Linked DNA regions of Mus musculus: regions 1 and 2 are each linked to region 3. Evidence: chromatin contacts called from ENCODE Hi-C or POLR2A ChIA-PET data. All regions are on one chromosome and are shown on one strand. Each heading gives the region's core, a stretch centred on a gene start or an enhancer-like site at or near the end of the contact. The rest is flanking DNA. Distances are from core to core; before and after follow the strand shown.

Region 1 (3,629 bases), core at 1,034-3,533, 95 kb before region 3:
GCACGGGTAGGATGTGGTACCTGTACCAACCTTCCCCTCCCAAGGACACAAAACTACCTGTGGCCTCCCTCCTACCGCCTCTCTTCTCGGCCTCACCTGACCTCGCTCCCTTCCCAGCATCTGTCTGTGGGTGTGAGGTGACAACACCCCTTTCTTGCCCAGCCCCAGTGGTAGAAGCTCTACACAAGGAACTGAAAAAGGCTACCCTTCATGCCCAGAATACAACAGTAGTAGCCCACAGTGGCCAGAGGGGAGCATGGCTGTCCCCAGATTCCTGAGGGCCCACTTGCTGACCAGCAGAAAGTGGAAATGGGAGGCATCCATGTACTGGCTTACCCTCTCCCACTTTAGTGTCGAGCCTGGGAAAGACACATTACTGAGGCTAACAGCAAGGTGCACAGAAAGAAGGAACAATGGAGAGAGTCTGGAAGTGCCAGCCCAGCTCCCTCACCCTGCTGTAGTCACCTCACCCCCAGACTCAGATGCTATCTCACCCAGCTAGGATTCTGGCCAAGCCTCCTCCACAGGAGCTAGCATTCACTCAGATAAGTTCATTACTTAAGGATAATGGAAGCAAGTTTCCTCTTCTCAAATACCTCGGGAGATAGGACCCACAACAGTTTCCCAACAAACATACCCCTGAGTTGGCCTAGGGTGCATGCAGGTGGACATACGCCAGGGACCAAACTCCTGGCTCATTAAGACAGATAACTGGTCCCAACAGAAACCCAAGGAACTAGAACACCAGTTGTTTACCTTCCTCAGGCCTTAGGGCCCTTAACAGAGCCCACCCCTGGGACATCTACTATGTAACAGCCTCCATGGGAGGGCAGGGACTGAGAGCTAAAGTCTCTGAAAGATCATTAAGGTGAGGAAAAGTTTCCCAAGTCTCGGCAGAAACTGCTGTCCTTCTCCATTACACAGCCCTACAGTGGCACAGCTATAGACACAACTCCCTCACACTGCGGTTCAGTAGTGCCAAACCTCTGGCTGGATCCCAGGACTGCAAGACCCTCCACTCCTTTCTGGCTCTAACAGGGCATCTAAGAGAGCCTAGGTGACCCCACGGGAACTGTCTTCCTAAAGCCTAAGTGCTAGTTGTCTTTTAAAGCAGGTTAGGAACTTCAGGAGACTGCTGCACCCTCTTTCACCATCCTCCCAAAAGTACTCCTGAGACTTTCCTGTGGCTTTGTGTATTTCCATTAGGACACAACTGACCTTTCTCCCAGAAGTGAAGAAATAGGAGACTGGCAGGGGCAGAAAGGTCTGGGGTGACCAGACTGAAAACTGCTACCACAACTGGCAGGTAGCTGGTGTGATTTCATAATCTGCCTCAAATCAGAGCCTGAAGCAACTCCGTCCTGTTAACCACTTTTTTTTTTTTTAAACTTTTGGCTATGGTATAGCTCTTTGCCTCTTTTCCATGCAGGCCCAAGCCAGTCTGTCAGACACTCATGCCAAGACCAGATTACCACCCCCATCTCCTCCCTCCCGCCTTCCCCCCCTCCCCGCGGCGTTAACCATCCGGTAAGCACTTCCCAAATCCCTCCCCAGTTTAAGACTTGCCCTTTATACAGCAAACCTGTTCCCAAGGGATCCCAAGAGGGAGTTCATGCAACACACAATGTCGCTTCCACTCGGCCCACCCTCAATCTGCAGAACCACGGTTGTCCTCGCCAGCCCGACTCCTGGACTCAGGAAAGTGGGTGTGGAAAAAAAAGCAAGCCTCCACGAGTCAGGAGCGAGGGAACGGTGTCCTCGATATCTTGGGAGTATGTGTATGAGAACTCCTTCCACGGGGCCTCCCGCTTCTGCTCTGCAGCCTGGTACCTCGCACTAGCAGTCTGGCCGGGTTCGGGGCCCAACCCCCATCTCCACGCATTCACTCAACCCTGGAGGCAGCCAAACCTTTATCCCTTAAGTCCAGCCGTTCCCCGCCTCCCACCCCCAGCTGCAGCGCTCCTCCCGGATTATCACCCCCGGCCCCCTGCTCCCACTTTCCTCTTTTGGCACTCCTTCGCCTGATGCACGCACTCTCCACCCCCAGCCACCCAGCTCAGGTCTCCTCCTGCGCGGACGCCTCCCCAGCAGCAGCCTTCTCTCCCGGCTCTCCAACCCGTGGAGCCTTCGGGCTTCACCACTCCGATGCCACCCGTCTGGACTCACCGCGCGGGGTTGGAGGTCGAGGGCCCGGGAGAGAGCCCGAGAACCCGGGCCGCGGCCGCTCCAGCAGCTGTAACAAACCAGCGGCGGTGGCTACCCCGCTGGCAGCTCTGGCCGAATCAGCTCCCCGAGCCGGGGCGGTGACGTCACTACCACGCGCCTATCACGTTGTGCCTCTTGGGAAGTGTAGTTTCTAGGCTGCCTCCTCACCGGCCCGCCCGGCGCCTCCTGGGAGTTGTAGGCTTTTCCCTGGTCTAGCTTTTGATCCCACCGCGAGCTTTGGCACCCCGCAGAACGTCCCACCCTGACGCAATAGTGAGATCAGATGCTGTCTCTTTGGTGCGTTAACAATTGTAGCTTTTGCATCTGCGCCCTTCACGTGTTGCACAAGCGGTTTGTCCATGTCCCATCTTGTAGTCGAAGACTTAAGAGTTTTAAGTAACCTGCATTAAGGCCCTGCTAAGATAGCCTGACCCTAAATGCAGAGGTTGTTTTGGTTTGGTTTTTTCCTAACCGTCGCTGCCTGGGCCCCGGATTATCTCCAGAAGCCGAGAAACACTACCCTTTGCCCCGAAGGAGCCCCATTCACTCCCGGGATTACATTTTTCAGGACTTTAGTTGGGTACATGTGTTCAGGGTAGAGACAGGAGCCTGTGGGCATCTTTGGCCCACCTAGTCTTTATGCTTAATCCTTGCTGGTGTAGGTCTGGCCACTCCTGGATCTCCTCCCTACATCAGGTATAAAATAGGATTTATGTCATAGGACGAGACCTTACTAACGTGAGGAGCTTTGAGCTTCTGTCTGAGGTTAATACGTGTAGCTTTAGGTAGGGAGCCTCATTTCTGCAACTTTCATGTCTGGAAGCTCTGAAAAGAAGGGCACAGACTTTATTGCTAGGTACATATAGTGTATGTACATCTTTATTGGCAGAGTAAGCCTGGACAAATGACTTGTCTTAATCTCAGTTTTACAGCTGTCAAAACTTACTCCCAAGGTTGCTTTGATATTTCAAAAGAATGTCATACAAAGCACTTCTTATCTTGTAGGAACGCAACTAGAGTGTTCTTTGGCTCTCCTAGGTCACTCCCACTTTCCACGTCAACAATAGAGGGCCTCCTTTTAGTTGTTTCTACTTCCCCCGCCCACCTTCTCAGTCTCGTGCCCATAAACCCTGGCAAGGCTGGAATGACAGGAATAGATGACGTAACAGATGCCAGCCTGGCTGGCTGTATATGCGCGACGGACTGAACATGCGAGGACTGGAAGGAGAAGGCCTGCCCGGACAACCTGGGGAGCTTTTTCCTTAGACCCGCCCATCATCAGGGAGCTGCCAGAGGGGGTGGGGGCGGGGAGGAATAGCTGTCTCCGGCCGGAGGCGGAGCCCTGGAAGCCAGGAGTGAGTGTATATCTATCTGACTTACCCTGAGAAGTAAAAATGGGCAGCTTCTCAAGTATTCCAGAGGCA
Region 2 (4,076 bases), core at 670-3,169, 130 kb after region 3:
TGGGAAACATTATATCTGCTTGTATATATGAAAGAATGGGAAAGAATCTTCATATTAACCCAAGTGAAATAGAGAAATACATCACCGCCCTTCTAATCAGGGGCTCATCCATTGTGTCAGACTCTAGCGTGTGTCTGTATGTTCCTTTGTCCTGAGCCCTTCCTTACACATAAATGGCAAATTACAAAGCTTGTAGGCAAGACTTTATAGGTCACCTACTCAGTGTTTGATACATGATTTTCCCTGGATATCAGTCCAGATAAATGAAGTCCAGATCCGCTTGACCACAGTGTCTTCCTACACACATCTTCTGTATGCTTGAAAACCCTCATTGTAACTTGAAAGCACTGGCTCTTGTTTTGTGACTACAATGATATAGAAAGATCAATCTCTTAGCTCCTTACTTCTCTAATAAGACTCATGTGGGACCCCAGACCATCTGTCTATTCATGCTAAACATTGACCGTTTCTCACAACTGTTTCTCAGGAGGACTGCTATCCCAAGCACCCACACAGCCAGGAGAGCCCCAGGTTCAAGATCAGCCTAGCTTCCATGAGACCCTGTCTCAAAAAACAAAAGAAAGTAGGATCCAGAGCAGGATTACAGGTATTGTCCCCTCATAGCCTGCATCTGGGGAGGCTGAAGCTGGTGGGTCCCGAGTGATGAAAAGGCTAGCTTGAGGTCATAGATTTTCTTAAAAAAAAAAAAAAAAAAGAAAAAAGAAAAAAAACATCCCAAGCTGGATTCCGACCAAACAACTAAAGGACAAAGTGGCATGCTATCCTTGTCCTTATTTAGACACTCAACTTGGCAGTCTTGCTGCACCATTTTAGATTGTGATGGATAAGATTCTTATGCCTTTCACACTTATTAAATCATGCATCCTCCATTTTGAGTTCAGGCAGTTGTTTCTGGAGCTGAACTCCATGATACATTTGGCCACCTGTCACCAGTTGAATCAGTCCCTGCAGACAGTCATGATTCCTTGGAGTCTCATACTGTTTATAGATCTGGTAAGCAGTGGGGACCTTTAGCTATTTATGAAAACAGCTCAGAGTCCTCTTAACTCATCTATTTGATGTATATTAACAATATGCAGTAATAAATTAGCTTACAAACTATATGTTGCTGCAAGGTAGTTGTGCTGAGTTTTCTTTCACTGCTGATAAATGCATACCCAAAGCATTCTCTGTAGAGTAACAATGCACCAGGATTTGAAACTAATACCTCGAGACATTGAAGGGGCAGAGAGGGTCCAAAACTAGCCTCTTAACTAGTCAAGGGTGATCCAGCTCTGATGTTTTAAAAGCATAGTAAGACTAGTGTCCTTCCAACCTTCAGTTCTCAAAATGAGATAACTAGGTTAGGAAGACACATGGAGAAAGGAGATTTTGAATACACCCAGGAAACACCGCAATACTAAGTTCTGTCCCCACTGCAGTTTCTCCTTTCCCCTAAATTTAGACTGAGGTGAAGAGCTGGCAACTGACGCAGGACTAAAGGCTTTTTCACCTGGACTCGTGATTTTTAACCATGCGAAGGAATACAGTAAAATGTTCTGTATAGAATTCAGGGGAAAGCGAGCAATGGAAAACGAAAATCATGCAATTGCTCCAACGTCGCACTGGAGCTAGAAGAGCTCGAAACCCTCCCCAAGGAAAGTCCAAGATGGCCGAGCTAAGAACCCGAAGAGGATGCAATAGCCCCGCTCCCAGGCGCCCTCCGCCCGCCGGGGCTAGGGGTGTGGGGGTGTGGGGAAATAAAGCGCTAGGCCACGCCTCCTTACATCACCGACAGACGTCATCTCGCTCTCCAGAAAACGTGCCGCAGGGTGCAGGCCCCGCCCCGCGGAAAGAAGGGCGGCCCTCCCTGGACGTGAAGCACGCTGGGACTCCGGAGTCTCGAGCTTCCCGGCAGCCTCCGCGGCGGGCGTGGTGCGTAAGGAGCTGACCAGCGGTGGCCGTTCTCCGTAAGATGGCGGACCGGCGGCGGCAGCGCGCTTCCCAGGACACGGAGGACGAGGAATCCGGGGCTTCGGGTTCCGACAGCGGCTCTCCGGCGCGGGGCGGCGGCAGCTGCAGCGGGAGCGTCGGAGGCGGCGGCAGTGGCTCGCTGCCTTCTCAGCGCGGCGGCCGCGGCGGGGGCCTTCACCTGCGGCGGGTGGAGAGCGGGGGCGCCAAGAGCGCCGAGGAGTCTGAGTGTGTGAGTGAGCGGCGGGCGGTCCAGGGCGGCGACCCGGCAGGGGGCGGGCTGGAGATGCTGTGAGATGCCGGGCCTCCTCTTAGAGGGAAAGAAAGGTTGTCCCGCTGCGAATCTGCATCCACCCAGAGCCCCGGGGAAGGAGGACTGGGTGGTTTCTGAGCTCAGGGCGTGCAATGTTTACACGGAAACTGGGGCTGGGATGTAGAGAACCGCCATTCTCGATGTGACTTCTGAAGATTTATCTTGCCCCATATTCCTACCCAACCATCTGTGTTGATTCTTCAGTCGTCCCTCACGGTTATCTGCGGGTGGGCTCCCCGCGTCTGGAAATCACCAACTCTAACCTGTGTGATCTTCTTCCTCCCAGGAGAGTGAAGATGGCATGGAAGGAGATGGTGAGTAATTTTACTTTATCTTGAATTCTTGTGGATGTAAATTAAGGCCATGTATATCTTACACTGGGTCTTTCTCGGTTTGTTAGGGGTTTTTGGAGAGCGTTCCCCGGGAGTGGCGTTTGTGTCATGGTGATGATGAGCATGCTTGTTTGGTTTGGTTCCTTTTTGGAAGGTGACAGATTGAGTGCACTGTGGTGACTTAGAATAACACCTGACAACAGCATAGTTTTTCGTCAGTGTGGTCCCAAAGTTCTCCATCTGTCAACAGAAACTATAATTTTATCTGCCCCAGAAAGTTGCTGCGTCCACAAATTAAGTGAGGATGTTTGCCTGGCCCAAAACGAACTGTCAGAAATGTAGTAACAAACGTTTATGTTATTACATATCACATAATTTGTCTTTTCCTTTCAGCTGTTCTTTCCGATTATGAAAGTGCAGAAGATTCAGAAGTGAGTGTGATAGATTCTTTTTCCTTATGGCGTAAGTCAGAAAATGTCTCTTTAAAAAAACCTCTAGCTGTGTGGTACAAAAATTCCCTGACTTGCTTCTCTTATACATTCTTCTCGTGTGCTTTTAAAAGTCTGTTAGAAGTCTGGTGATGGTGGCACATGTCTTTAATTCCAGCCTTGCCCGGTTAATGACTGCAACTTGAAGCCACACCTCTTGAAGGGACAGGTTACACTTAGTTGATTTATTCTCAGTAAAGAAAGTGAGTTTGTGAGTCAGAGAATACGATGCTGAAATCCTTTACAAGGTGTTGGACAGGGTCCTTTATATGTCTGGATTGAGAAGACAGCCACTTGACTGGCTCCTCATGCATGCATGATTTTGAAATCTTGGAAGGACAGAATTCTGAATAGTTTGTGCAAAAACGCATCCTTCGTGGTGGTGCATGCCTTGAATCCCAGCAATTGGGAGGCAGAGGCAGGCAGATTTCCGAGTTCGAGGCCAGCCTGGTCTACAGAGTGAGTCCCAGGACAGCCAGGGCTATACAGAGAAGCCCTGTCTCGAAAAACAAAACAAAACAAACAAACAAACAAACAAACAAAAAAACTGCATCCTTTATTTTATAGCTAGAGTTTTTTGGTATCTGTGGTAATGTTTTCCAAATCAGAAAACATATTGTGAACTTTGTTTTGATTGGATGGTAGCTGTAGATACTGTCAGAATGACATTGTCATGGAGTTAGTTATTTTGTGCAGGATTGGTTGAACAGACTCGTGTTCTGTGTTTTAGAGATAGGTTGCATTCAGGAAGAAGCAGATGGTGGACCAAGGGTTTGGTTTGTGACTGTGCTTGTTGTATTATTTAGGTTGGGATTTCTTTGTTTTTTGATGCTGCAGGGTGAGCCTACAGGTCAATACATGCAAGAAAAGTGTGCTACCGCGGAGTGTTCTGCCTTAGCCCTTATCTTATAAATATTGTGGAATTTTGACTGTCTTGCCTTATTACACTTAAGGAGGTAACAGTAAGCATTA
Region 3 (3,787 bases), core at 1,212-3,711:
GATGATGGTGGTGGTGGTGATGATGATGGTGGTGGTTGAGATGGTAGTAGTGGTGATGAGGATAATGACAGTGATGGTGATGATGGTGATGGTGATGATGACAATGAGTGGTTGTCACATGCCACTGCCCCCTTGTGGAGGTCAGTAGGCAACTTTTATGGATTCAGTTCTCTCCTTCCACCTTTACCAGGTTTCCAGGAATGGAACTCAGGTGTCCACAGGCTTGTGGCAACACCTTTACCTACTGACTCATCTTGCCAGCCCAGTTGTTTTGAGCTTTGGAGAGGGCAGCAAGTTCTCACACAGTAGCCTAGGCTGACCTCGGCCTAAGTGCTGGGATTACTGGAGTGCAGCATGGTGCCTGATGGGGTATATTACTGTCTTAGTTGGGGTTTTATTTTTCTGTGAAGAGACACCATGACCAAGGCAACTCTTATAAAGGCAAACATTTATTGGGGCTGGCTTTCCATTTCAGAGGTTCAGTCCATTATCATCATGGTGGGAAGCATGGCATCTTACAGGCAGATGAAGGGCCGAAGACACCAAGACATCTTGATCAGAAGGCAGCCAAGCCAGGAGGAGACTCTCTTCCACTCTGAGCAGAGCTTGAGCACTAGGAGACTTCAAACCCTGCCCCCGCCCCCCCCCCCCCCACTGTGAAGCTCTTTCTCCAACAAGGCCACACCTAATAGTGCCACTCCTTATGGGTCAAGCAAGGTCAAACCACCAAATTTACATTCTTTAAAAAAAAAAAAAAGCCCAATGCCTGGCAAAAACAGAAGTGGATGCTCACAGTCAGCTATTGGATGGAACACAGGGCCCCTAATGAAGGAGCTAGAGAAAGTACCCAAGGAGCGAAAGGGGTCTGCAACCCTATAGGTGGAACAACGATATGAACTAACCAGTACCCCCACCCCCCAGCTTGTGTCTCTAGTTGAATATGTAGCAGAGGATGGCCTACTTGGCCATCAATAGGAGGAGAGGCCCCTTGATATTGCAAAGATCATATGCCCCAGTACAGAGGAATGCCAGGGCCAGGAAGCTGTGGTGGGTGGGTTGGGGAGCAGGAAGGGGGAAGGATATAGGGGGCTTTGGAGATAGCATTTGAAATGTAAGTGAAGAAAATATCTAATTAAAAAAAAAAGCATTTATGCTTAGTAGTGGTGGCAAATGCTTGTAATTCCAGCATTTGGGAAGCAGAGTGAGTTCCCAGACATCCAGGGCAATACAGAAAAACCTTTAAAAAAAAAAAAAAAGCATTTATTTATGGGGGAGGGGAACTCGAGCCTCAGCATGCTTATGGAGGTCAGAGAAAAGCGTGAGACTCAGTTCTCTCCTTCTACCATGGGACCCAGGGATCAAACTCGTGTCTTCATACTTGGCAAGCACCTTTACTCACTTGAGCCATCTCACCACCCCCTCAACATTACTTTCTTTTTTTTTTCTTTTTTTGGAGACAGGGTCTTTTTGTGTAGTTCCCGCTGTCCTGGAGCTTGCTATGTAGACCAGGCTGGCCTTGAACTCAAAGATCTCCCTAGTGCTGAGATTAAAGTTGTGTACCACTGAGATTAAAATTATGTACCACACCTAGCCCTACATTACATTCTTGAGCTGGTGTTTGTTTGTTTGTTTACTTTTTCGGGAAAGGGTTTCTCCGTGTAGCCCTGGTGGTCCCGGAACTCACTCTGTAAACCATGCTGAGCCTCGAACTCACAGAAACCCACCCGTCTCTGCTTCCTGAGTGCTGGGATAAAAGGCATGCACCACCACGCTGGGCATGTTGGGTTTTTCAACAATCTTATATATACTGGCCCTGAGCAGTATACAACGTGGACTCCTATTATTAAATTTGACTAATTCTACACAAATACACACGACCCCCACATTCCCAGGCTGCAGAGAAGGTATGCCTTATACTCAGCATTATACAAAAATTTGACAAGGAAGTTCGGATGCCCTGGGGGTTGAGCTCAGTTTATCGAAAGCCAAACAGCCTAGCTACACGTCCACAAGCTCCTTTTCTTTCTGGTGCTGGAAGCATCTGGCGGGCGTTGAGAGCACGAGCCTGGCGGATTTCATTGGGGACCTGACCCGCGCAAACTGGGAGAGCTTGACCGGGGCGGGGGTTAGGGGGGTGGAGAGGAATCTGCCCGGCAACTCATGATGTCATCCCCATCTGAGCTCCGATAGGTCCTACCCACTTACATGTTAGAGTCTGTTGTAGCCCAGCTTGGAGTCTAAAGTGACCTCTCGCGGACATCCAAAGATGTACACTAGAGAGGAAGATAAAATCACCACTCTCAGGTCCCACAAATTCCTGCAGACTCCTCCCAGTTCCTAGAAGGTCCGCCTTCATCGTTTCTTGAAGACTCCTCCCACTTCCTAGAAGATCCGCCTTCATCGTGCACCTCGGCTGTTGATTTATTTTCCCTCCCTGGACTCGGCCATCTGCTCGCCATGCCTGGCATTTCCCAGAAGCCCCAGCGCCGGGAAGGAGTTTGCAGCTGCTCGGTCATCGTGCGGCCCGACGCGAGCCCGCGCTGGTGTGCAGGCCCGGCTCTGTGCCTGGTCTCTGGTGTGAGGGTTTACGCGAGGCCCCTGCTTCGGTCCCCGGACTAGGCCTCGACCCCGGGCGCCATGAAGCAGGAGGGCTCGGCGCGGCGCCGAGGCGCCGACAAGGCAAAGCCGCCGCCGGGAGGGGAACAAGAACCGCCGCCACCGGCCCCCCAGGATGTGGAGATGAAAGAGGAGGCAGCAGCTGGGAGCGGCTCCACGGGGGAGGGAGACGGCAAGGCAGCTGCGACCGAGCACTCCCAGAGAGAGCTGGACACTGTCACCTTAGAAGGTACGGGAGCCCACGTCGGGGTCGTGCCGCGATCACCGGTGACAGCGGCCAGGGTGATGCGACTTCTTGCTGGGACCTCTGCGTAGCCTCCACCTACCTTGGTTCCTTCGGTCAATGGAGCTGGGGTCAGAAGTGCCCGCCCAACCACCCTGACTCCCTCGACCCCAGCCGATGACCGAACCTGTTCTCCAGTCTGCGGACTGCTCTCCTCCTCTGGGGTTGCATCTTAGTCTCACCGAGCCTTTTCTTCAGTCCTTCCCAGTGATCTACTCCATCCGACCGATTCTAGCGCCTGTTATTGCTATGTAGAAAGTAGCATTTGTATTTGTGTCTAGAGAAACCAGGGTAACAGATTACACTAGCCTCTTAGTTTAAGAGTTTATAAAAATGGGTTCTGTAGCTCTAGGCTCCTTTAGCAAACTCCCTCGGAGAGCCATTTCTACCTTCTGCCTTCCTTCTGTAGTTGAAGCATCTAAACTAAAAGTCCCGGTGCACTTTTCCACTCTCTTAAGGACCTTACCCCTCCTTTCCTAAAGAGTTCAAGCACACGCACGCTTTTACTTCTGAATCAGACCCCCTCCCCCCCCACCCCTGCCTTCTTTCTCTTTTAGTTTATAATGCCTACCTGTGGCCCCGACTCCTATAAGCCAACACCAGAGACCCGTTCTCAGGCTCCTATTGTCCCCTTGTCCCGCTTAAGTTGCTCTTTTACTTTTTCCACTTAGTATATCTTGTCCATGTGCGCGCGATGAGACTTTTCCGGGTGATCTGTAGTTTTTTCTCTCTGTGTGTGTGTGTGTGTGTGTGTGTGTGTGTGTGTGTCTCAACTGCACGAGAAACTACTTTAAAACATGGTGATAGGCCAAGTCATGCCCTGAGTTGTACTTTTGAGTGTAAGTATGTATAGACTGCATCAACTCCCATTCTAAACTTGGTAACAAG

What was found. A loop is a pair of places that touch in the nucleus more often than their neighbours do. ChIA-PET counts read pairs that join two places held with the same protein, here RNA polymerase II (POLR2A).
Region 1: POLR2A ChIA-PET joins it to region 3 with 24 read pairs in embryonic stem cell. The contact joins the promoter of Ormdl3 here to the promoter of Psmd3 in region 3. A Hi-C loop is called at or near these places in 1 of 37 maps with a recorded cell type or tissue (T-helper 17 cell). POLR2A ChIA-PET finds 5 or more read pairs at or near these places in 4 of 5 experiments (Patski and embryonic stem cell).
Region 2: POLR2A ChIA-PET joins it to region 3 with 20 read pairs in Patski. The contact joins the promoter of Casc3 here to the promoter of Psmd3 in region 3. POLR2A ChIA-PET finds 5 or more read pairs at or near these places in 3 of 5 experiments (Patski and embryonic stem cell).

The regions. Positions count from the first base shown.
Region 1 is chr11:98,584,962-98,588,590 of GRCm38, forward strand. Ormdl3 (ORM1-like 3 (S. cerevisiae)) reads right to left here and starts at 2,284. Exons shown (of 4, transcript NM_025661.4): 1 at 2,167-2,284.
Region 2 is chr11:98,807,889-98,811,964 of GRCm38, forward strand. Casc3 (cancer susceptibility candidate 3) reads left to right here and starts at 1,920. Exons shown (of 14, transcript NM_138660.2): 1 at 1,920-2,203; 2 at 2,571-2,598; 3 at 3,010-3,047. The coding sequence starts at 1,976. It overlaps Gm12359 (predicted gene 12359), which reads right to left and starts at 2,201. Exons shown (of 3, transcript NR_033551.1): 1 at 1,788-2,201.
Region 3 is chr11:98,680,093-98,683,879 of GRCm38, forward strand. It overlaps Psmd3 (proteasome (prosome, macropain) 26S subunit, non-ATPase, 3), which reads left to right and starts at 2,462. Exons shown (of 12, transcript NM_009439.1): 1 at 2,462-2,845. The coding sequence starts at 2,638.